2 separate regions of the Homo sapiens genome follow, and region 1 is linked to region 2. The links are chromatin contacts, found by Hi-C or POLR2A ChIA-PET in ENCODE. All regions are on one chromosome and are shown on one strand. Each heading gives the region's core, a stretch centred on a gene start or an enhancer-like site at or near the end of the contact. The rest is flanking DNA. Distances are from core to core; before and after follow the strand shown. Region 1 overlaps CPNE5 (copine 5). Region 2 overlaps CDKN1A (cyclin dependent kinase inhibitor 1A).

The links. A loop is a pair of places that touch in the nucleus more often than their neighbours do. ChIA-PET counts read pairs that join two places held with the same protein, here RNA polymerase II (POLR2A). Pooled maps may share reads with other maps.
Region 1: POLR2A ChIA-PET joins it to region 2 with 13 read pairs in T-cell. The contact joins two enhancer-like sites. A Hi-C loop is called at or near these places in 1 of 168 maps with a recorded cell type or tissue (colonic mucosa) and 6 of 50 pooled maps. POLR2A ChIA-PET finds 5 or more read pairs at or near these places in 9 of 52 experiments (AG04449, BJ, GM10248 and 6 more).

What each region holds. Positions count from the first base shown.
Region 1 is chr6:36,767,604-36,771,487 of GRCh38, forward strand. All of the region lies in intron 10 of CPNE5 (copine 5), which reads right to left. Among named protein-coding and RNA genes, the nearest start is that of CPNE5, 70 kb to the right of the region's middle. RefSeq lists an enhancer at 1,065-1,596. Within about 2 kb of position 2,473, at least 15 of the 41 ENCODE cell types and tissues checked have a DNase peak (open chromatin) inside an H3K27ac peak, as active enhancers do.
Region 2 is chr6:36,680,894-36,684,774 of GRCh38, forward strand. It overlaps CDKN1A (cyclin dependent kinase inhibitor 1A), which reads left to right. Exons shown (of 3, transcript NM_000389.5): 2 at 3,204-3,653. The coding sequence starts at 3,209. Among named protein-coding and RNA genes, the nearest start is that of CDKN1A, 4.1 kb to the left of the region's middle. RefSeq lists enhancers at 1,693-1,812, 2,093-2,212. Within about 2 kb of position 2,003, at least 30 of the 41 ENCODE cell types and tissues checked have a DNase peak (open chromatin) inside an H3K27ac peak, as active enhancers do.

The DNA.
Region 1 (3,884 bases), core at 1,223-3,722, 87 kb after region 2:
TCTCCTCTGACCACCAACACCAGCCCCTCGGGTGACTAGATGGGTGATGACCACATGCTCAGAGGCTGGAGGAGGACCCCAGTCATGGTGACAGCCCTGCATATCCACAAAATCACTGGGGAAAATTTTAATCCCAGGCCAGAGGGCCTAATTTAATTGGTCTGGATAGGACTCAGGCCTGGGTAGTTTTGAAAAGTTCTGTGATGGATTCTAACATGCAACCAGAGCCACTGACCTTCTCTAGAAGACAGCACTAGTTTTCAAACTTGGTTGCAATTTGGAATCCCCCCAAGAAGCTTTAGAAATACTGACACCAATGTCTTACCCGAGAGATTCATGATCAGTTGGTCTGGAGTGCAAGCTGGGCATGGGAATTGTTAAAAGCTCCCCAGGGGGATTTGAACTTGCAACCCAGGTTGAGACCACTGAATGAGATTCCTGTGCAAACTCGGCCTGGCCTCCATTAAGGCTCCAGGGATGGCTGCAGCCTGGGGGTCAGATTAGCTCAAAGTCTGCACCTCCAGCTTTGGGAGAGAAGGAGGTGAGAGAAATAGTGCCCAGAGACAGGGGGAAGACCATGGGGAGAAGACAAATAAGGCTTTGACTACTCTATTCACAGTTCTTTTTTTTTTTTTTTTTTTTTTTTTTTGAGACAGAGTCTCGCTCTGTCGCCCAAGCTGGAGTGCAGTGGTACGATCTCGGCTCACTGCAACCTCCACCTCCTGGGTTCAAGCAATTCTGCCTCAGCCTCCTGAGTAGCTGGGATTACAGGCGCATGCCATCATATCCGGCTAATTTTTGTATTTTTAGTAGAGACGGGGTTTCACCATGGTGGCCAGGTTGGTCTCAAACTCCTGACCTCAAGTGATCCGCCCACCTTGGCCTCCCAAAATGCTGGGATTACAGGCGTGAACCAGCGTGCCCAGCCATATTCACAGTTCTGTGGCTGTCCACCCTGGTTGGGCTGCCTGAAGTCACTGCAGATGTCACTTGTCACCTGCTGGCCTTGGCTCCTAACCCCTTAGCACAGGGCCAACAAAAGCTGCGGTCCAGCTGACTGTGACTTCTGGGGCCGGCACCCAAGAGAACAGGCTTATTGGGTGTGGGAAAATGAAATGGGCTTCTGCAGACCACCAAATGAACACCTTATCTGGCATACAAAGGCTCAGGACAGAGGCCTAACCTAGGAGGCAGCAAAGTGGGCAGAAAAGACCTTCGGCTGTGGGGTGAGCAGCCCTGGCTGGCAGTCTCAGCTCTTCCAAGTACTAGGTCTGTTGCCCCGAGCAACTGGCTTAACCCTCAGACACTCCCCTCCTTTCCAAATTGAGAAAAATCACAGCCACTTTGGAGCTGCTGTGCAAGTAAACTATCTCCACGTACAGTCAGCGCTGGACACATGTTGCTCTGTTCCTGTCTAAAACACTCCATCCCTTTATCCAAGCTCCTGTCTCTCAAACAATTCCCATGCTTCTTGAAAATATCAGCTCCATGAGGCCCGGGATTTTTGTTTGTTTGTTTCCTGCTGTATCTTCAGCTTCTAGAACAGTGCCTAGCCTATATCAGGTGCTGTATACATATTTGTTGGCTGACTGAGAGCTCCTAGCAACGTGATGAAATGGGCTGTGCAGGTAATAATACCGTCATTCTACAAAATCACAAAAGGAGGCCAAGAGTATGTGGCTCTCCGTGAGTCACACAGCTGGTCAGTGGTGATGCCAGGAGTCAGTGACCTGGGCCTCTGGACACCTAGAGCCACAATGACAGAGCCAGATATGTGTGAGCCTGGGCAAGCCAGCAGGGATGAGAGACACCAGCCAAAACGCCAGGCTGCCCCCACGGCATACCAACTAGCTCTATCTATAGTTTCCTCCCAGCTGAGCTGCAAGGTCTGCCTCCTAATGAGCCTCTGCCTGGCAGGGGGAAGGTTTCCCTGCGGCTTACAAGTCCCGAGGGCTGACAGGCCCTGAGGGGTTTTGCCTTAAATGGACTTGAGTCAGTCCAACACTCAACTCTTCAGGAAGAGGAGCATCAGGGCCTCATCTGGGGCAGGCAGTGAGACTGGCAGCAATCTCGGCCCCCAGGTTGCACTGCGCAACACCGGGCAGTGCCGCGGTGACCGTGCCTCCCGTCTGAGCCTCAGCTTCTGCATGTGAATACCGAGAACGGTACGATGCCCTTCATCGAGGCCATCTGTGGAGATGCCTGATAGGGCGCCTGGCCCTCCTGGGAGCTCATCTGTGGCCGGATGCAAAAGAGAAGGAACTCACACATCAAGGGTGCCAGGCAGAAGTGGGAAGCTGCGGTGACTCCTTTCCTCTCTCCAGGTGAGGACTCCACACTCTTAACACCCTCTTAAAATCTACTCATTCAGCATCAAGGTGTGAGCAGCCTGACCCAGACAACTGTGGTTTAACAGGGACAAATCCTCAAGTCACAGAACATTAAGAGAGTAGGGCAAATTCCAGGAAGGCAGGGGAAGTGCTTCCTGTCATCACCCCACTTTACCCCACCGGAAGGCTGGCTTGGCTCTGATCCTGATGCCACTTCCTGTGACTTCAGCTCTGCTCAGCTAGGTCACTCAGGTTTGGCCTTGTGTGGACTGGACACATAGCAAAGGCAGGGAGACTCCAGGCCAGAGGGCCAGGCCAGAGGCAATTTCAACAGGAGGGAAATGCAGCTTCTCCTTACTCTGGCAAGTTATATAATATCTTCTCTTCTATTTCCCTTGTAAAATAGGCACAGCACTAGACCCGGCTCCTAGGGTTATTGTAAAATTTAAATTCACAAAATAAGATAACGCATTTAAACCAATTAGAATACAACTTGGTCCATGTCCTAAGTCCTCAGTAACTGTAATCGTATTACCTGGCTTCTACACCCATCATTCCGAGAACACTGCCCTTTCTCATCAGGCCCGGGTTCTCATCCTCCTGTACCTCTTCTCACAATAGGAGGGAATGATCCCTGACCGTGCCGCCCTCCTCTTAGTTCCCTCCTATCCCTCTGACCATCTCCTCTTCTTTCTTGCTCCTGGCCTCTGGCATCACCCACAGGGCCTCTCAGGGCACCAGATCTCTGGCCACCCCCCTCCTGGAGACCCTAGACTGCTGTCCCCTCCTGCTTTAGCGGTGCCTGGTCCACAGCTGCCTCCTCTCAATGTGGCTGAAACCAAGTTTACCTCTCTTTCCCCAACCTCTCAACAGCAGCAGCTCGTTTTCAAACAACAAACATAATCTTTATAACTTAAGAAGGATAATTTTTTTAAAAATGGGTTTCAGATAGGCTGTGAAAAGAACTGCGGAACACAAATCTGTGAGTAAGAATCTGGCTGCCGATCACACTGCCCATTTCTGTCGGTGGTGCCACCTTTTCCTGCCCTCAAACGCTGAACCATTATCCCTTCCCCTCTTTCACTCCCTTACCCAGGCAGGTACCAAGGCCTTTTGGGTCTTCCTCTTCCTTCTTGCTGTTCCCCTCTCCTCTCCCCTCTGAATTATTTGGTATTAAAGCCAGAAGGACGTTAATGCTTTGAGGACTAAAACCAATCCAAGCAGCTTCCCTACCTCTAATCAGAAAGCAGAACTGCCCCTAACCCCTGAGCAAGGTGCTCATTAGTAAGCCTCCCCCAGATGCACCCTGGTCACAGCCCTGTCATGCCATGTCTTGGCTATCTGGCAACAGTGCATAGGGATTAACAACACAGAATCTAGAGCCAGGCTGCCGGGGTCCACATCCTGGTTCTACCACCGGCTGGCAGCAAGACACTGGGCAAGTGACTTAATCTCTCAGGGCCTCTCTGTCTCCTTACCTGTAAAATGTGGCTAGCATCAGCACCTCTTTGCAATGAGCTAATTGTTGGGGGGATTAAATTAGTTCCTATACAT
Region 2 (3,881 bases), core at 753-3,252:
GTTATTATGAGCATGAGAGCAGATTTTGATGGGGGAGGAGAGGCCTATGAGAGCCATAAGAGAAGGAGGGGTGGTAGAAGAGGAGAGGGTGCCTGCCTAGATCCTAGTCCTGTCTTGAACTCCCGAGAGCCAGGGAATATCCAGCACCTTGATGAAGCCCTAGGCGGGCGCCTCCTCCTTGTGCCTATGATGTATTGAGACCCAGAATGTCCATTTCAAACATACCAGTGTGTCTCCGCTTGGCTGGCAACCCAAGAGTGCCCATCTGAGGAATTGTGCCAAACACTTGCTTGAATCTTCAATCTGGATTAAGTTGGTCTCGGGAGGCAGGGCCTCAGCAATCTATATTTTGAAAAAACTCCCTAGGTGCTTTTCTTTCTTTCTTTTTTTCTTTCTTTCTTTCTTTCTTTCTTTCTTTCTTTCTTTCTTTCTTTCTTTCTTTTTCTTTCTTTCTTTCTTTTTCTTTCTTTTCTTTCTTTCTTTCTTTCTTTCTTTCTTTCTTTCTTTCTTTCTTCCTTTCTCTTTCTCTCTTTCTTTCTCTTTCTCTCTTTCTTTCTTTTCTTTCGACAGAGTTGCACTCTGTCACCCAGGCTGGAGTGCAATGGCACCATCCTGGACTCAAGTAGTCCTCCTGTTTCAGCCTCCCAAGTAACCGGGACCACAGGCGTGATCCCCCCGCCCCCATGCCCAGATTTTTTTTTTTTTTTTTTTTTTTTTGAGATGCGGTCTCGCTCTGTCACCCAGGCTGGAGTGCAGTGGCGTGATCTCGGCTCACTGCAAGCTCCGCCTCCCGGGTTCACGCCATTCTCCTGCCTCAGCCTCCCGAGTAGCTGGGACTACAGGTGCTGCCATCATGCCCGGCTAATTTTTTTTTGTATTTTTAGTAGAGACGGGGTTTCACCGTGTTAGCCAGGATGGTCTCAATCTCCTGACCTCGTGCTCCGCCCTCCTCGGCCTCCCAAAGTGCTGGGATTACAGGTGTGAGACACTGCACCCAACCACCCAGCTAATTTTTATTTATTTTTATTTTTAGTAGAGACAGGGTCTCAGCTAGTTGCCCAGGCTAGTCTTGGACCCTTGGGCTCAAATGATTCTCCCACCTCTGCCTCCCAGAGTATTAGGATTACAGGCATAAGCCACTGCCCCTGGCCTCCCCAAGTGATTGTGATGGGCCTCTCTGGTTAAGAAACCTCAAAATTAGAGAGGGAGTGGGGTTCAATACTACAGCACAGGACTCAGGGCAAACAGGCCTGGGTTCAGATCCTGGCTGTGCCACTTATGAACTGTGTGATGTTAGGCAAGTTACTTAACTTATCTGAGCCTTGGTTGCCTCTTCTGTAAAAAGGGAGCTAATAGATATCCACTTTTTAGGAGGATTGATATTTTTAAACTGCTTAGAACAGCCCCCAAACATAAAAATATATAAATAAATCCCAACTCATGCCTAGCAGAGGGTGGATAGAGGTTATTTGAGGGCTCTGTCCACTGTACTGGGTGACCCCTTTATGGGGCAGTGGCCTTTGGCCTTTTTAGCTGTATGACTCAGGGGCAAGTCTCATATCTCTTCCATCTCCTGCCCTTTAAACTTGGTGTGAAGTTACCAAGAGCCTCCTCTCCCAACCAGCTGGGACGTGAAACTGTGGGCTCCACTGATCACAAGCAGTGGGGTGAGGTGGGGTGGAGCAGATGTGGCATGTGTCCCGGGCTTCCTGCCTCATGAGGACTCAGCAGAGCTTTCACCCCCAGAAACTGCAAGTTGGGACTTGTCCCTAGGAAAATCCAGTTGCTGCCAAGGTCGTGCAGTCACTCAGCCCTGGAGTCAAGCCAGAGCAGGCAGGTAGGTGCCAGGGCTCCCTCATGGGCAAACTCACTCTCCGTTTTCCCTCTCCTGAAGGGGGAGGAGAGGAGCCAGGTAGACCAGCCACCTTTAATTTTCTTTTTGCCTGCAAAACGGTTTCCTTGGACACAGGCAACACGAGGCAGGGGCTGCCAGGTGTCTAGACTTCAGATCACCTGATGTGCCTGGCAGGATGTGGCTCAGCCTGGGAGAAATCATCCCTTGCGCTGCCCCGCCCGGCCCCTCCTTACCCCTAGGCCACCCGCCTGACGACATCCTTGGGAAAGGCCCTCAGCCTACAGCACCTGTCAGCTGCTGTCTGAAGGAGGTAGTTGGCAGGGGGAAGTGATAGGGGGGAGGCTCAGTAAAACTGAAGGCAGAGAGGAATAATCATACTTCTGTTTTCAATGCACTTCTCTATACGAAGTGCTGCTGGCACGTTACCTACATTAACTCAGTTAATTCTCATGTCTATCCTCTGAGACAGTCACTATTACTATCCCCATTTTATAGATGAGGAAACTAGAGCTCAGACAAGTTAAGTTGCTTGCCCAGGGTCACCTAGTAAAACCTGGACTCCAGCCCAGGTGATCTGGCTCCAGAGCCCTCCTGCTTAACCACCAGGATACAGCCTTTCATTCAGCTCTGTTCTGTCTGCCTTGCTGCATGGACTCTGTGATCAATTTCTTGAGTATGTGTCTGTAGCCATGCTCTTTAAACTTGTACATGGCCCCATTTATGGATGAGGAAACTGAGACCTAGAGACATTAAGTGGCTTTTTAAAGCTTACGTAGTAACTGGCAGAGCTAGGACCACAACCCGGGTGCTTTTTGCCCCAAAGTCCCGGGTACTTTTACTTGGCAGAGCAGGGTTACCCTACTTGGGGATCTGGGTCGGGGGACTTAGGAGGCTGGAGGAACTGTCAGACTGTTTCTTCTTTTGGGAATTGACCTTCTGGCCAGGGCTGCGATTAGGAAACTGCTGGACTCTGGCAATTCACACATATTTGGGGGGCATTCACACCCATGAGGGACACCTCTGGGGGGAAAACAAATTGATTTTAGCTGATAATACCTGGTGGCAAACAGGACCCTGGTCCTTGCTCTTGCAATAGACTTGCCTTTGTTGACATTAGCTTGCCCTTCAGTTGCCTGCTCTCCCAGTGACCTTGGTGTGCCAGGCTGGCTGAGCTCTGCTGGTGGGGGTCAGGCCTCCTGTGGGAAGGAAGCAGGAAGACCAGCTGGAAGGAGTGAGAGAGACCCTCTGGTAGGAAGACGTCACCTGAGGTGACACAGCAAAGCCCGGCCAGGTAACATAGTGTCTAATCTCCGCCGTGACCAGGGCCTTCCTTGTATCTCTGCTGCAGGCGCCATGTCAGAACCGGCTGGGGATGTCCGTCAGAACCCATGCGGCAGCAAGGCCTGCCGCCGCCTCTTCGGCCCAGTGGACAGCGAGCAGCTGAGCCGCGACTGTGATGCGCTAATGGCGGGCTGCATCCAGGAGGCCCGTGAGCGATGGAACTTCGACTTTGTCACCGAGACACCACTGGAGGGTGACTTCGCCTGGGAGCGTGTGCGGGGCCTTGGCCTGCCCAAGCTCTACCTTCCCACGGGGCCCCGGCGAGGCCGGGATGAGTTGGGAGGAGGCAGGCGGCCTGGCACCTCACCTGCTCTGCTGCAGGGGACAGCAGAGGAAGACCATGTGGACCTGTCACTGTCTTGTACCCTTGTGCCTCGCTCAGGGGAGCAGGCTGAAGGGTCCCCAGGTGGACCTGGAGACTCTCAGGGTCGAAAACGGCGGCAGACCAGCATGACAGGTGCGGACATGTGCACGGAAGGACTTTGTAAGGGACCAGGATTCTCAGAATCCATGGTCCAAGGGCTGACCTGTCTGGTCCTGGTCCAGCATGCTCCAGGTAGAAGGAAACAGGCCCAGAGAGGGGAAGCAACCTCCCTGAGGTCACACAGCAAGTAGGCAGCAAAGACCAACTAGCTAACATTTATTGGGAATGTTCATTATGCCAGGCCCTTTGCCAAGCTTCTAA